Linked DNA regions of Homo sapiens: region 2 is linked to region 1. A link is a loop called in an ENCODE intact Hi-C map of the cell type or tissue named here. Cell type or tissue: endothelial cell of umbilical vein. All regions are shown on one strand. Each heading gives the region's core, and the rest is flanking DNA. Links, peaks and the distances in the headings are about the cores only. Region 1 overlaps ALCAM (activated leukocyte cell adhesion molecule). Region 2 has its middle 460 kb from the start of ALCAM.

Region 1 (2,826 bases), core at 135-2,634:
TTTGCTGTTTGTTTCTCCTCAAGACAGAGCTTGCCACCCAAAATCAAAATCCAAGTTCTCTACACATCCAAGATAAGATATGAATGGCTTTAGAGTATGTGGCAGAAATGAGAATTCTCAAAATTCCAGTGTTGTCAACTGCTCTCTGATTTTCCAAAATGTTAGTTTGATAACCAAAATGGAAAGAACTCCAGAGTCATTTTAGTAGGTGCCCATTAGATGCTAGGCGTTGTTTCTGGAGATACAAAGCTTAAAAATACATGATCTCTTCCCTGTTCTGATTGTGCTTTCATCATGCCAATACACTATGTATTTGAAATTCATAGAGCTTTAAGACTCATTATAAAATATTATGTATATGTAGCACATTAAAGTTCTATAGAGAAGAGAAAAGAAAAATGGTCTGTGAGAAAGGGCAAAGCATTAAATTCTTGGAAAAGGAATTTTCTTATTTCCCTTTACCTGGCAAAGGATTCACTTCATTGGTACCTAAGCTCTGTAAACTGTTTTCACTCCTTGGCCAATCATGAAAACACTGTTAGTTGCCAAAGGAAGGTATGATTTCAAATAATAGGAGACAATTACAGGTGCATGCCCTGACATAAATTAAGGTATAGAGATGGATCCTCTCAAAATTATTACATATTCAAGTGCCTTGTTATAAGCTGATGAAAAAACAAAATATGAAATTACAAAATGGTTTCCTTGGCTTTGCAGACCTCTACCTGTGAAGTGTATGAACAAGACTTAATACACACAGCAGAAATTCCACATTTAGGAGCCAAATATCACAGAGAACAAGTAATGTCATGTGCAATAAAGCAATTTCCTAAATGTTATTAGTCTGCATGTCTGCAGCCACCTGTCTAAAGCTCCTTTATTTTTATTTTAACAAAGTTGAATAAAAAAATTTCTTCATTTACAGTCTTATGCTTGGTTTGATGTTAAAAGGGATTATAATTGCAGTATAGAGAACACAAAACAATTTTAAAATTATAGAGATAAATTTTTATTATGAGACTGAACATATGATAAGCAATTTGAAGTAAACCTCATGTCTCAAGTAGTAAATGAAAATGCATTCTCACTTTGCATATTTGGTATTCTGTCTTAACAATGTTAAAAATGCTGAAAACTAGTTGTTATGTTGCATATTTACATGAAGTGTGTGTTCTTTGTTATGTTTCTGTTCACTGGGGCAAAATTCTTAACCTTAAATGAAATTTTGGTATACATGGTGATTGATAGATAACAGTCGAAAGATGGTATCCTCCCAGTCCTGTTTCTTCAGAAAGTCAGAAGATGGTTTTATTTATGTGTTGCAGATTGCCGTCGCTTTGCATTTTAGCACCACCTGGTGGACAAAATATCATTTGTTTTTTTCTCTACTGTTTAAAGTAGCCCCTTCACACTCTATACCCGATTATGATACACCTTAATAGACATTCAGCTGTGTAAGTTCTAAATTTTAAAGATTGTTGTAAATAAACTAAGGTTAAAAAATTGAAATGTTTCCCAAGTACTATAACCAATTTAAATGCCTGGGTTTTTTTAACCTTCATAAATATATCCAGATTTGAATAATGCTTTTCATTCATATGCAAAAATTGCTTCTTTCCACATTTTAATTTTTTATTGTTTATATTTTTTCTTAATATAGAATTAAATAAGATGAGGCAGTTTTCTGTATGTACAAAATTGTGGTTTAAATTATATTGTCTTCCAAAAATTCACATAATCACTTTGTAAATAGCACTTTATGAAGCATGTTCATACTATAAATTCTTACTATGCTAATATTTTATACAAAATTAAATTAGTATTTTAATTTATACTACTACAAAATAAGCCACTTTCCCCTTATAAATAAAATTCAGTTGTGGTCTTATGTGTATTAATTCTCAGTTTTTAATAGTTTTTTGAATTTTACAGAAGAAAAATTTGATAATATTTTCAAATGAAAAACACAAATATAGTTAAAGCTAGTTTTGAGAATTTTAATCATGTTAGTCTTTGTGTAGTCCCACATTTCTATAAAATATGGTGGAAATTATTTCTATGAAATACAGTAAAGAAGATAATTCATCTGCAGATTCCACGATGTTCCTTTGGAATACACCACTTACCTGTTCTCTAGTAAAATTGGAGATCTGCAAATTTTGATTGTGTGATAGTCAAGGATTCAAACATTCAGTAGCTAAATAGAAAGGTGGTAATTTTTAAATGGAAAATATATTCTAGTCTCATACCTTTTGTATACCATTTAAAATAAAACTATAGCAGATGACAACCTTCATCGACATGCATCTTGAAGTTATTTGTCATTTCAAGAAAGCATTTAAAATTTTGTTCTCTCTCTCTTTCTCTCTTCTTCCTTTTTTTTTTTCCCCCAAAGGCCTTGGATGGTATACTGTAAATTCAGCATATGGAGATACCATTATCATACCTTGCCGACTTGACGTACCTCAGAATCTCATGTTTGGCAAATGGAAATATGTAAGTGTGACCTACCTGGGACTTGGTTAATTGCCCTTGTTCTTTTAAATAAAATTCTTTCTGTGAGTAACTGTGAATTTCAAATTAACCTAAATGCAATATTAAACTGTGAGTACAAATGTAGGAAGGTAAAATTGTGTGGAATATGGCAAAAAAATAATTCCTATCTTACATAACAAATGATATTTTAAAATAAAGCCAATAAACACATAGTTCTTAGAATGTATTAGTCTGAAAGATTCCACCTTAAGTGTTAGAGGCAAAGAAAAAAGCAGAGTTCCAGAATAAATCAGTGGATTATAGGACAGACCTCAGTGGAGGATGGCAACC
Region 2 (2,826 bases), core at 154-2,653, 610 kb before region 1:
AGCCCGCCCACACCACACTTGAATTCTCTCCTGGTCTCAGCTGCCTCCCTGTGGGGCAGGGCTCAGGACCTGCAGCCTGCCATGCCCAAGCCCCCCGCGGTGGGCTCCCATGTGGATCAAGCCCACCCAAGGGCTGAGTAGTGCAGGTGCGGCACAGGACTGGCAGGCAGCTCCACCCGTAACCCTGGCATTGGATCCACTAGGTGAAGCCTAGTGGGCTCCTGAGTCGGGTGGGGACCTGGAGAACTTTTATGTGTAGCCAGAGAATTGTATATGCACCAGTCAGCACTCTGTGTCTAGCTCAAGGTTTGTAAACACACCACTCAGCACCCTGTGTCTAGCTCAAGGTTTGTAAATGCACCAATCAGCACTCTGTGTCTAGTTAACCTGGTGAGGACTTGAAGAACTTTTATGTCTAGCTAGAGGATTGTAAATGCACCAATCAGCACTCTGTGTCTAGCTCAGGGATTGTAAATGTACCAATCAGCACCTTGTCAAAACGGACCAATCAGCTCTCTGTAAAACGGACCAATCAGCTCTCTGTAAAATGGACCAATCAGCTCTCTGTAAAATGGACCAATCAGCAGGATGTGGGGGTGGAGGGGACAGCTAAGGGAATAAAAGCAGGCTGCCCCAGCCAGCAGCTGCAACCCACTCAGGTCCCCTTCTGCACCGTGGAAGCTTTGTTCTTTTGCTCTTTGCAATAAATCTTGCTCTTGCTCACTCTTTAAGTCCGTACTGCTTTTATAAGCTGTAACACTTACCACAAAGGTCTGCAGCTTCACTCCAGAAGCTAGCGAGACCATGAACCCACTGAGAGGAATCAACAGTTATGAATGGGAGGAACGAACAATTCTAGACGCACCACCTTAAAAGCCGTAACACTCACCGCAGAGTTCTACAGCTTCATTCCTGAAGCCAGAGAGACCACGAACCCACCAGAATGAAGAAACTCCATACACGTCCGAACATCAGAAGGAACAAATTCTGAACACACCATCTTTAAGAACTGTAACACTCACTGCGAGGGTCCGTGGCTTCATTCTTGAAGTCAGTGAGACCAGGAACCCACCAATTGGCTGGACGCGGTGGCTCACGCCTGTAATCCCAGCACTTTGGGAGGCCGAGGCAGGTGGATCACTACTAAAAAATACAAAAATTAGCTGGGTGTGATGGCGGACGCCTGTAGTCCCAGGTACTCGGGAGGCTGAGGCAGGAGAATGGCAGGAACCCAGGAGGCGGAGCTTGCAGTTAGCCAAGATCGCGCCACTGCACTCCAGCTTGGGTGACAGAGCCAGACTCTATCTCAAAAAAAACACACCAGTTTCGGACACACTATGACTGTTAGAAATCTCTAGCATGGGCAAAGGAAAGGGAAGTGGTGACTCGCTTACCATGTATGTATTATTTTTAATCTGAATTCTTCTTAATTGAGATCATTCCTATACTGAGATTAAGCAATTGATCTTTCTGAATCCAAATGAAGAATTTCACTTTACATTTACCAAGTTAGGAATTACTAATTTTAGTCCATTATTCTAGTCTGTTGATCTTATCTCACATTTTGATTCTGACACCAAATATATTTGTTATTCCTTATATTTATAGGACATTCACAAATTTGATAAGCATAAACACTACATTTTTATCCAAAGCACTCGCTAAAATGTAGAACAAAGATATTTTCATACTTTAATAATCTCTAATATTTTTCCTAAACCAGAACGGAGAGCAAATATTGTTCCCCATACCTAGGTTATATCTAATGGCAATTAAGGAGCAGGCCAGAAAACAGTCCTATGCTCAGCCACTACAGATTTCTTTTAAATGTGATTTCATGAGAATATGAATATGAAGAGAATATTAAATATACTTGCCTTAGAAAAATAACATTATTTATTCAATATAAATGAGTAGAAGAGGCCAGGCGCAGTGGCTCACTCCTGTCATCCCAACACTTTGGGAGGCCGAGGCCAGCATTTCATCAGGTCAGGAGATCGAGACCATCCTGGCCAACATGGTGAAACTCCGTCTCTACTAAAAATACAAAAATTAGCTGGGCGTGGTGGCACGTGCCTGTAATCCCAGCTACTTGGGAGGCAGAGGCAGGAGAATCGCTTGAACCAGGGAGTCAGAGGTTGCAGTGAGCCAAGATCACGCCACTGCACTCCAGCCTGAGGACAGAGTGAGACTCCGTCTCAAAATAAACAAACAAACAAATAAATAAATAAAAACAAAAATAATAAAAATAAAAAATAAATGGATAGAAAAGATATGTAAGTAGTTCCAAGGAGGGAGTATATAGAAAAAAAAAATGTTCATTGAAGATGAAGGCAGTAGAAAAAGAATATAGACTATTTAGACTATTTAAAAACTTTAAAAAAATTGAAAACATTTTATAAATCATCACAAAAATATGAATTAGACCAAAGAACTAAATTGCAACCCTGAAAAGGACTCTACATTTCTCTTCAATATTACACAGGAAAATGCCCGAAACCTTCAGGCAGCTTCCTAGCTGCAAAGTGGGGCAGGTCACAGCAAGCCCCCAGTGCTTACTGGCCAGTTCAAAACACTTCACTCCTGGGACCAGTAAAAGAGTAAGTTGTGAATACTGAAGCACTAAACAGCATGACACCTGGCTGCCCAGGAAACATTTTATCTGCTATGCCTAAAAGGCAGCTTGCTTATGGGTCTTTAAAAATCCGTACTGGCTTCTCACTGCTATTAGGAGGAAATGAATAAGCAAACCAAACTAAACTTTAGATTCTTTCTCCAGTACCACAGAAGCAAATACTGGGACTCTTTTTTTATAAATCTTTTTTA

The links. Hi-C counts contacts between places; a loop is a spot of excess contacts. Peaks named below come from ENCODE experiments on the same cell type or tissue, not always from the same donor. Only the 100,000 strongest peaks of a DNase experiment are listed, where the experiment ranks them.
Region 2: it touches region 1 in a loop (3.0-fold over the local background); 3 of 110 quality-filtered maps call a loop at or near these places.

What each region holds. Positions count from the first base shown.
Region 1 is chr3:105,517,672-105,520,497 of GRCh38, forward strand. ALCAM (activated leukocyte cell adhesion molecule) reads left to right here. Exons shown (of 16, transcript NM_001627.4): 2 at 2,396-2,496. Among named protein-coding and RNA genes, the nearest start is that of ALCAM, 150 kb to the left of the region's middle. In endothelial cell of umbilical vein, for the core only: a CTCF peak has its summit at 1,361 (motif pointing left); a DNase peak (open chromatin) is centred at 1,350.
Region 2 is chr3:104,906,323-104,909,148 of GRCh38, forward strand. It overlaps a transcript of LOC107986108 not described here. Among named protein-coding and RNA genes, the nearest start is that of ALCAM, 460 kb to the right of the region's middle. In endothelial cell of umbilical vein, for the core only: no CTCF peak of the experiment used is centred there; a DNase peak (open chromatin) is centred at 1,379; H3K27ac peaks cover 2,098 bases.